Linked DNA regions of Homo sapiens: region 2 is linked to region 1. Evidence: read pairs that join two places in POLR2A ChIA-PET (ENCODE). Cell type or tissue: Panc1. All regions are shown on one strand. Links, peaks and the distances in the headings refer to the core of each region. The heading gives the core; the rest is flanking DNA.

Region 1 (5,391 bases), core at 147-5,146:
TGGGAGGCTGAGTTGGGCGGATCACCTGAGGTCGGGAGTTCGAGACCACCCTGACCAACATGGAGAAACCCCATCTCTACTAAAAATACAAAATTAGCCTGATGTGGTGGTGCATGCCTGTAATCCCAGCTACTCGGGAGGCTGAGGCAGGAGAATAGCTTGAACCTGGGAGGCGGGGCTTGCAGCGAGCCGAGATGGCAACATTGCACTCCAGCCTGGGCAACAAGAGCGAAATTCCGTCTCTAAATAAATAAATAAATAAGAGAAAGCACATATGCCAGGGAATACTGAAAAGAGTTGGCATCTAAGCAAAGGTGAGAGGAGAACATGAGGAAAGTCATTCATCACCAGAACACTAATCCTCGACACATGGAAGGTACGGAATAAATATTTGTTCAATTGAAACAATTAACTCTAAGATTTCAAGCCAGGATGACTGAAATAGTGAATCAACAGGAAATAAGGGAATTAGTTTAAAGAGAAAGGTTCTGAACATGGTGGCTTCAAAAGTAAAGAAAAAATAATAATAAAAGAGAAACGTTCACAATATTAAACAAGGCTGCACTGTTCATCTTTATCACTGTATGTACTTTGTCTGTTTCCCTAGGAGCAATTCCTAAAAGTAGAAATGCTGTATCATGGAATGCATGCGTCTTACATTTTATACATGTTTTATGCCATTGTAAGTCAGCAAAAGGAAAATAATTGAATATAGTATCAGGTACTAGATAAATAAGCTAAAAAGAACTAAATGTGAGTTAAAAAAGTCTTCAAAGGCACCTGACCTCAATATGCTCTTGAAGCATTTCTTTACCTGTTCTTTGGGAAAAAAAAAAAAAATCAAACCACCACCACCCTACCACACACATAAAGCCCTACACATATGTCCCAAATGCATCTTTAAAACCCTTACCTAAGATATAAGCAGCCACTAATTTTTGATTCACACTTAAGTGGAGGTAGAGAGGCACCAGCGATTCCACATCCCCCAGTGTAGGCAGCATCAGGGCTGCAATGCACACCACTCCCAGGAAGACAGTTAGTAAACTAGGTCCTGAGGATACAGCTCTGTTTTCTGTAAAAAGACAAAAATCCCTAAGCTTCCTTCTAAAAACTTTAAGACAAAAGTTCCTTCACAAACACTGGCCACCACAGACCAGTATTCTGATTTTGTCTAACTTCTCCAATTGTTTCCCCATCATTTTTTCCATCTGAGAGTTAACTGCTGGGCTGATGTGGAAGCCCATGTCTTAACTGGTCTGAATCATTGCAGGATGGAATGCTGACGTGGCATTGTGAGGTAGTGAGTTCTTACTGAAAGGTGGTCACCAACTCCCCCGACCATCCCACCCTAGTCAGTAGAAAGTATTCAAGCATGTATCATCGATGTATGCACATTTTAAAATTATATGCACAAGTTCTGTACTGTGTTATGCTTAATATAAAACATACAAATAGATTTTTGGAAGAATGTGCTAAAAATAAATATAAATTGAAGTTCTGATACTTTCTTCCAGTACCCCAGTGGCTTGCCTGTGTATATTCAATTTGAGCCTGCCACACTAGACCTCCACTACCTTTATGAGAATATTTTAAGGAGCTCCCCAGATAGGTTTGATCCTAATAACTGCACATCCCGCTATCAATTTTGAAAATGTTAAGGAACCAAAAGTGTTTCCCTCTGCTCTAACCCATTTATAGTAAAGAAGAAAACAGCAGAAACAGTATCTGGCAAATACGCTAAGAGAAATAAGCCAGTCACAGAAGGACAAATACTGCATGATTCCACTTACACAGGAAATCTAAAATAGTCAAACTCATAGAAGCAGAGAGCAAAATGGGTGGTTGCCAGGGGCTGGAGGAGGAGGATAATGCAAATTGCTAATCAATGGGCATAGGTCTCAATTATGTAAACTGAGTGAGGCCTAGAAATCTACTCGACAATTGTTCCCACATTTAACCAATATTTTATTTACATGAACATTCATTAAGAGAGTAGATCTCATGTTAAATGTTCCTAAAATAAAATTCTAAAAGATTTTTAAAAAAGGCTGGGCACGGCTCACGCCTGTAATCCTAGCACTTTGGGAGGCCAAGGTGGGTGGACCATGAGGTCAGGGGTTTGAGAACAGCCTGGCCAACATGGTGAAACCCCATCTCTACTAAAAATACAAAAATTAGCCGGGTGTGGTGGCACGCACCTGTAGTCCCAGCTACTCAGGAGGCTGAGGGAGAAGAATCGCTTGAACTCGGGAGGTGGAGGTTGCAGTGAGCCTAGACTGCACCATTGTACTTCAGCCTGGGTGACAGAGCAAGACTCTGTCTCAAAAAAACAAAACAAAAAAGATTAAAAATGTTATCAGACCTGCTATTCTACAGTTCTGGCTCTATGTGTATAGTATACATACTCATATTTTTAAGAAACCCAATAACAGCATTTTCTGTCATATGGCTTTTCCCACTACCTTTCCTTTCATTGAAAGGAATAGCCAACAGCAACACAATCTTTGTGTTTCATTAATGAAATAATGCTGTTCATTCTATTATTAAATGGAACTTTTCTAAATTATTAATACCTTAGCTGTTGTGTGGAGTTTAACTGTACTTCATCAGAGCCAGAGAGGTGAAAACAAATTCAAATTTTATAGTAATTATTGTTTGGAATGAAACAATAGCAGAAATACCTAAAAGAAAAACCCCAAGTCTTGTTTCAGTTAATAGAGTACCTTTATAGTTATCTTTGTTGCAAGGATGAATTCTCAAAGAAAACAGTTATTTATGACAAGTACGCCATTCACTGCAAACCCACAAAAGATAATTTCAAATAATTTTTAGTAGAGAACATTTAGTATTTAGAGAAATTTGGAATTTTTAGTATTCGAAAAACATTTGCATAAATGCTTGAAATTTTTCAAAATGGAAAAAGCTTTTTTCCCTAGTACTACAGGATCGTTGTAAAATATGTTATAAAGATACAGAAAACGTAAATGTTCCTCCATAATTCCACCCTCCTAGAGCTAACACTGTTAACAGCTTGGTATGTATCCTTTTAGATTTTACAAATGCCCATATAAACATGTAGAAGAATCTTTTACATAAATAAGGCCATATTATACATACTGTTATATAACTGTTTTTTTTTCCTTACTTAGAAATATATTTGAAGCTCTTTCTATGACAATGTATAAGCATTCATCATTCTATCAGATCCTTGTAAATGTCTGCCTGGCACACTATCTTATGAATATTTATAATTTAATCAATTCCCAATTGATGGACTTTTCGGTTATTTTCAATTTTGTATTATTATAAACAATAATTAAGACCATAATTTTCTGAAGCCAGAGGGCACTAACTCAAACATTATAGCATAGACACAGCAGTTCATTAATAATGTAATTAAGACAAACCCACTAAGATTCAGATGTATCTTTTAAAATGGCTTTTTAATAACCTGAACTCTAGCATTTTATGAAAGTATACTTTGTAGGTTTCCCTTAATTTAACAGTTAAATTTCTGTTGAATGAAAAAAACTCACAAAATATACTCACAAAATGTACTTATGCACATAGGCAAGGTCTGGAAAGTAACATGGAACACTTATATAAGCAGATTTGTTAAGTGTGTGAGATTACAGGTACATTTTCTTATGTTATTGCTATATGTGTTTTATACAATAAACTTAAATTTTTTTCTCGTTTTTACTGACTTTCAATATATTTCAAAATCCAAATTTTTCATAATGAAGCCATCAACCATTTTCCTGCTAAAAGTGAGTCTCACAACACTGCTGCACCTCTAATACTTTAATAATACGCATTTGTTGAAATATTCTCTAAGCTAAGGACTTGTAAAAGTAATGACATTTCAAAGCCTCCCCAAAACAATCTCAATTAATTTTCAACATTTTAGTTCAGAAAAACTTAAAAACCTGAGTTTTCCACATGTTGGAAACTACACATAAATTCCTGTAAATTTAATAGACAGGAGACTAAATCAGTCATCATGATACTCTATTAAAGAAGAAAACTTTACTCAACTTACTTCCAGGTAATTAGGCACATTGGGGTAACTACCCATAAACGGGACATGTTGGCCAGGACTGTGAATGGGGCTCTGCTGTGGTATCACCTTTCCTCTAAACAGCTGTCATAGCCATGAAAACCTTGTAAGCCAAAACAAAACAAAACAAAAAAACCATTCCCACAGACCCTCACCAGACCTGAAGTCCAGCCTTCCTAGCTCAGCCCATTTACAAGTTCATTATGTAACTTCTCTGTGCCAGGCCCTGTGCTAGGTGCTGAGGATATAAAATTACTAGGAAAAGTGCCTGCCTTCATTGAGCTTCCTTACAGGAATGGATTAGATAATTTTTTCCCTCAAAACAGAGATCACCATGTGTTATGCTAGCATCACCTATCCTCATTCATCTGCCTACTCCAATTTTACTATTAGAAAAATTCTTTAATATACTTTAGATACCAAGGTTTGTTAGAAAACTAAAATAAGGCCAGGTGCGGGAGCTCAGGCCTGTAATCCCAGTACTTTAGGAGGCTGAGGCAGGAGGATTGCTTGAGGCTAGGTAAGACGAGCCTGGGCAACATAGCGAGACCCTGGGTGTGGTGACGAGCACCTGTAGTCCCAGCTACTCGGGAGGCTGAGGCAGGAGGATTACTTGAATCCAGGAGTTGGAGGCTGCAGAGAACTATGATGGCACCACTGCACTCTAGCCTGGGCGATAGAGAGAAACCCTTTCTCAAAAAATAAAAAATAAAATAAGACAATACATACTTTAATTATTTAGCCTTTTTAGCATGATCTTCACCTGAATTTTAATAAATTTAAAAATAAAAGGAATAAAGTTCTCCTTACATATATTTACATACACATATACCCCTAAATCTTACTCCTTATTATTCTTGGTTATTAAACCAATCTGTTAAATACAAAACTGAACTTCAAAGACCATTTTAAATTACAAGTGTAACTTCAAAAAACAAATACAAATTAAATGGCCTTCTTTGTACTAGAGGAAGTATTTTAAAAAGGGAATCTTGCATTTCATAACTATGTTAACTTTACAATATTGATCTGATAAAGTGACACTGGACAAAGGTTCTCTTTCAGCTTCAAAAGATGAAAAGCTGGTCCTGTCAGTTGATAATAGTTGCTGAGAATAAAACAATCCACTATAGGTTGGTGCAAAAGTAATTGCGGATTTTGCAATTAAAAGTAATGGCAAAAATCGCAATTGCTTTTGCACCAACCTAATAGCTACTACCTAGTCACTAGTCCTGGTATTACCAGAAAATCTAGATGGTCCCTAATGGACTAGGAAAAAACTCTTGGCTACAGTAAATCAAAGAGGCACTACTCCCTGTTATTGAAAT
Region 2 (5,391 bases), core at 120-5,119, 98 kb after region 1:
TTCTTTTCTCTTGAATCTGCTCTGTGACTTGCCTTGTTAATGAGACATTGGCTAAAATGGAGCAACCTTGCTAGTAATCAAACCGTGCAAATTAAAACATCAGTGAGATACCCTTTTCACCTATCAGAATGTCAACTGATTAAAAGAATGTGAATGCCAATTGTTAGGAACTGCTGACGGTATGTTCATGTGTATATTAGTACAAGCTAGTGGAAGGCAGTTTGACAATACGTATCAAAATCCTTACATGAAAACCCTTTGAGCTAAGAATTCCACTTCTATGAATGTATCCCTGGAAAATATCAGAAAGGTGTACAATGATGTGCATGCAAAATATTAATCTCAGCATTGCTTATGATTGCGAAAAATTTGAAACCATCCAAAAATCCATCAACAGGAGATCAGTTAATTATTGGCCATCCATAAGGAATAACACACAGCCAATAAAGTATCAACATGGGAACATATGCAAGACATATCATTATGTTTAAAAGCAAAGGTGGGGACATATGTTGTTTTGTTTGTTTGGTTTTATTTGGTTTTTGTTTGTTTGTTTTTGAGACCGAGTCTAGCTCTGTCACCCAGGCTGGAGTGCAGTGGCACGATCTCGGTTCACTGCAACCTCCACCCCTGGGTTCAAGCGATTCTCCTGCATCAGCCTCCTGAGTAGATGGGACCACAGGCGAGTGCCACCACACCCAGCTAATTTTTGTATTTTTAGTAGAGACAGGGTTTCACCATGCTGGCCAGGCTGGCCTTGAACTCCTGACCTCAGGTGATCCGCCTGCCTCAACCTCCCAAAGTGCTAGGATTACAGGCGTGAGCGCCCGGACTGCATATGTTTATCTGATTCCATTTTTGTTTTACGATTTGTAAATATATCTATGTGCGTATACATGTTTGTGCTTATAAATATACGCAAACAATTGATAAAAACATATACAAATTAGTAGTCTTTCTCTCTAGGGGGTTATGAGCCTAGGAATTTTACTTTTCTCATAATAAATATGATGTTTAATGTTTTACAAGCCATCAGAAAAACAATATTGAAAACTTCAGAAATTTAGAAAAGTTGCTCAACTGCACTGACAATTAAATGAATGCAAATTAGAAGAATAATGAAATGTACTGCCTATCATATTGGTAATAAAAAAATTAAGATTGTTAACACTCAAGGTAACATAGAGCCCTGATCTCTAAACTTTTTTGATCAATCGCATGTATTAGTAAAACGTTTTGGCTTTGAACACTAAATGTATATGTATATGTAATTGTTTTCATAAACAAAGATGGGGTCATATTATTCCTACTGTTCTGCCACTTGTAAATTCATATGTACAGTGATGTTCACTGAAACAATTTTTGACATATGAAAAACTAGAAACATTCAGAATGTCCATCAATAGGGATCTGGTTAAATAAATTATTGACCACTATTAGTCAACATGTACATAGATCACTATTCAGTCATCAAAGAGAGTGAAGTAGATGTACATTCTTGAAAAGGTAAGAGCAATATATCAATACATAAAGTCGGGAAGTAGATACAGCAAACGTAATAGTAGTTCATGGCAAGGGTAGGAGGGGAAAGTGAAGCTATGCAGGGAATTTGCTTTCTATTGTTTTACATATTTCTGCTTTGAAAATTTCTAAAAACTTGATTGAATGACTTTTCCAATCAGAAGAATACGAAAGATCTAACACAAAAACAGAAGTATTGCTTGAATTATTCAAGCAGAATGCACACATTTTAATGTCCAGAAAAGTTGCGGGTTTTGTATATTTGTACTAGCTCAAGAGTTGAGGATTGAAAAACGTTCCTAAAGGGATGAGACAACAGGAAATGGGTTTGTGCTTCTGAGTTGCTCAAGATCATGCTTATGAAGGACATTTTATATCGTTTTGAGCAAGTTTTGTGTTCCTTTTGTTAAAACTTAAAAAACTGAAAAAAACTTAAAAATTAAACATAATTTTAAAGAAAAGACAGCCCGGGTTAGGAAGCTAGGTCTCCCACGTCAGCACGTGCCCTGCCCTTCCTGGGGTTCTGGGGCCTGGGCCAGGACAGTTAGGCTAAACTGACTCTAGGCCACGCGGACCCCGTGGGGCGGGGCGGAACCTGGCAGGGCGCCAGTGACCGCTGGGGCCAGAGCCCTGCCGGGAAAGGAGGGCTTCCGCCTTGCAGCGCAGCTCGGATCAGCAGCAGCCCAGGAGGCCTCCCGCCCGTACTTTCCCGCGTCCATCCCTCTGTCCCACGGTCGGTGAGTCAGCGGAGCCTGATGGAGGCCTTGGGCTCTGGGCACTATGTGGGAGGCAGCATCAGGTCCATGGCGGCGGCGGCCCTGTCTGGCCTGGCGGTGCGGCTGTCGCGCCCGCAGGGGACCCGCGGCTCTTACGGCGCCTTCTGCAAGACGCTCACGCGCACGCTGCTCACCTTCTTCGACCTGGCCTGGCGGCTGCGCAAGAACTTCTTTTACTTCTATATTCTGGCCTCGGTGATTCTCAACGTCCACCTGCAGGTATATATTTAGAGCCACTAACTTTGTGGCATTTGGGGGCTCCTCGTCAGGATGGCTGACTTCCACCCACCTGCTCACCCACCCTAGAGCAAAGCGACCAACTCCGCTCCTGCATGCAGACTTGCCACTCATTCTTTCCATTGCCTCATCTTTTAGTATAAATGGGTGGCAAAAAAAGAAAAAAACAGCATTTGTGGAAAGCCTGAAATATAACCCAAATCGTCTAAGATAGAATGAAAAATTGACTCTCAAGGAAATATTTGAAGGAACAGAATACAGCTTAAAAATTTGAAAATCCTTAAAAATATCTGAGAAGTTTTTGCATCCGTAAAACAGAAAACAGCACGAACTTTAGGAAATGACAATGGGCACAGAATGCAATAAAAAAAAAAAACGGGGAAAGGTAACTAAAAACTTAAGGAAAGATAAACTGAACAAGAATGGCTCAGACAGCAGGCAAATCTCCCCAATTAGAAACGAAGTGAATAGACCCAATTGAATGAGATGAATTCTAAGCAATAGATGGATTGAATAATAAGCTGGAGGACATTAATAACATGTTCTGGAAGGCATACATTTCTTCAACCCAAAGGAAAAAAAATGACAGAAAGAAACTACAGGGAAGAACATTAAAAACTGTGCAAGAAACTTATGTTTCACATATGAAGCAACCTCAGATGTGGCATGGTTTTGAACAGTTGCCGAAAGTGTGAGAAAGGGAATCTGTTTGAATATTGGCACATGGATCAAGACTCTGGAGTCGGTGATGAGAAAATCCAATCAGAGCATTCCACTTTGCTATTCATTGAACCAGGTAGCCAACAGAAGAGTTAAAAATTAGTGATATGACTATATTCAGGGGGAAGGAGAGCTGAGGGGGGCGGCAGGAAGTCAGCAGAAAATGCCTCATGTCATTAAGTCAAGAAATAGTAATAAAGGCATGTTATTGAAAAAGGGGGTGTAATCTCTAAACAAGCACGTGTAGAAGTTTGTGTTTCTGATTTGGGGAAGCAAGAGTTGAGAAGGAGGGACAGTTCTATTACTTTTCATTATATGTCCTTTTTCTACTGTTTGATTTTTAAAAACTATACACATGTATTGCTTTTGCTTCGATTAAAAATCAAGACATTAAAATGAATTTATTGCATTTAGAATGAAATTTGGGGGGGGGGTTGCTAAGAGTGTCAGGTGGACTCTGAGTTAAAATAAGTGCCTTCCTATCTTTCTTCAGTAGTATCTGTATATCCTACAAGGTTCCTGGGTGATCACACAAACTATGATTTCCTTGACTTTGTAAATGTCTTGTTTCCAAACAGACCACAGGCCATATGGAAATGCTTTAAAACTAAAAATGGGCCGGGCGGGGTGGCTCACACCTGTAATCCCCAGCACTTTGGGAGGCCAAGGCAGGTGGATCCCCTAAGGTCAAGAGTTAGAGACCAGCCTGGCCAACATGGGGAAACCCTGTCTCTACTAAAAACACAAAATATTAGCCGGGCATGGTTGCGGGCACCTGTAATCACAGCTACTCGGGAGGCTGAGGCAGGAGAATCGCGTGAACCCAGGAGGCAGAGGTTGCAGTGAGCCAAGATCATGCCATTGCATTCCAGCCTGGGCAACAGAGCGAGACTCTGTCTCAAATGAATAAATAAATAAATAAAAACATAAAAATAAAAACGGCCAATAGTCTTCATGTAGCCCAGAGCTTCTTCACACCATGAAACTTCTCATGAGCAAATCTGTGGAATGTCATAGTTAAGATAAAAATTAAACAATAAATATGTGATTAATTTTCAAAACTTAAAAATTGAAGGCTGGGCACGGTGGCTTACGCCTGAAATCCCAGCACTTTGGGAGGCTGAGGCGGGCGGATTGTTTGAGCTCAGCAGTTCAAGACCAGCCTGAGCAACATGGCAAAACCCTGTCACTAATAAAAATACAAAAATTAGCTGGGCATGGTGGTACGTGTCTGTAGTCCCAGCTACTCAAGAGGCTGACGTGGGAGGATGGTTTGAGCCAGGGAGGTGGAGGTGGTAGTGAGCCAAGATCGCACCACTGCACTCCAGTCTGGGTGACAGAGCCACACTCTGTTTCAAAAAAAAAAAAAAAAATCGGACAGGGGCCCAGTGATGTTTATATAATCTTAAATTTTGGTGTTGACCATAAGAGCAAAACATGAGTTCACCTGGGGTCTAATTAAGAAACTAATGTAAAATTAAAAAAAAAGAGAAAGAAATATATAATAGCAGAACAGTGGAAATAAACTCCTACATCCAACAGTAGGAGCTGGTTAAATCAAAATAGTACATCTATATAATAGAATACTATGTGGCCATTAAAATGATAAGGAATTATATTTTATTGATGTGGAATGAATTTAGTAAATGTGAAGCCACCTAATCAATGATTCAAGTGATTGAGTCAAAGAGTGATACATGTATATTATATATTCATATACTCAACTCAGTTATAGAGAAATAATAAATGGAAAGAGTGCACACTTACAATATGCCATACAATGTTCTAAGCACTTTATATACATCATTTTTTTTTTTTTGAGATGGAGTGTCATCCAGGCTGGAGTGCAATGGCGCGATCTTGGCTCACTGCAACCTCCGCCTCCCAGGTTCAAGCGATTCTCCTGCCTTAGCCTCCCAAGTAGCTGGGATTACAGGTGTGCACTACCATGCCCGGCTAATTTTTGTATTATTAGTAGAGACGGGGTTTCACCATGTTGGCCAGGCTAGTCTCGAACTCCTGACCTCAGATGATCTGCCCACCTCAGCCTCCCAAAGTGCTGGGATTACAGGCGTGAGCCACCACGCCCGGCCTATATACATAATTTAATCCTCACAACAACCCTGAGATAGGGACT

The links. ChIA-PET counts read pairs that join two places held together with the same protein. Peaks named below come from ENCODE experiments on the same cell type or tissue, not always from the same donor. Only the 100,000 strongest peaks of a DNase experiment are listed, where the experiment ranks them.
Region 2: POLR2A ChIA-PET joins it to region 1 with 7 read pairs; 1 of 35 experiments calls an interaction of 5 or more read pairs at or near these places.

The regions. Positions count from the first base shown.
Region 1 is chrX:134,890,566-134,895,956 of GRCh38, forward strand. MOSPD1 (motile sperm domain containing 1) reads right to left here. Exons shown (of 6, transcript NM_019556.3): 5 at 914-1,075. Among named protein-coding and RNA genes, the nearest start is that of MOSPD1, 22 kb to the right of the region's middle. In Panc1, for the core only: no CTCF peak of the experiment used is centred there; no DNase peak of the experiment used is centred there; H3K27ac peaks cover 273 bases.
Region 2 is chrX:134,988,820-134,994,210 of GRCh38, forward strand. SMIM10 (small integral membrane protein 10) reads left to right here and starts at 2,172. Exons shown (of 1, transcript NM_001163438.2): 1 at 2,172-3,654. The coding sequence starts at 2,277. The coding sequence ends at 2,528. In Panc1, for the core only: no CTCF peak of the experiment used is centred there; DNase peaks (open chromatin) are centred at 1,873 and 2,112; H3K4me3 peaks cover 1,794 bases; H3K27ac peaks cover 4,349 bases.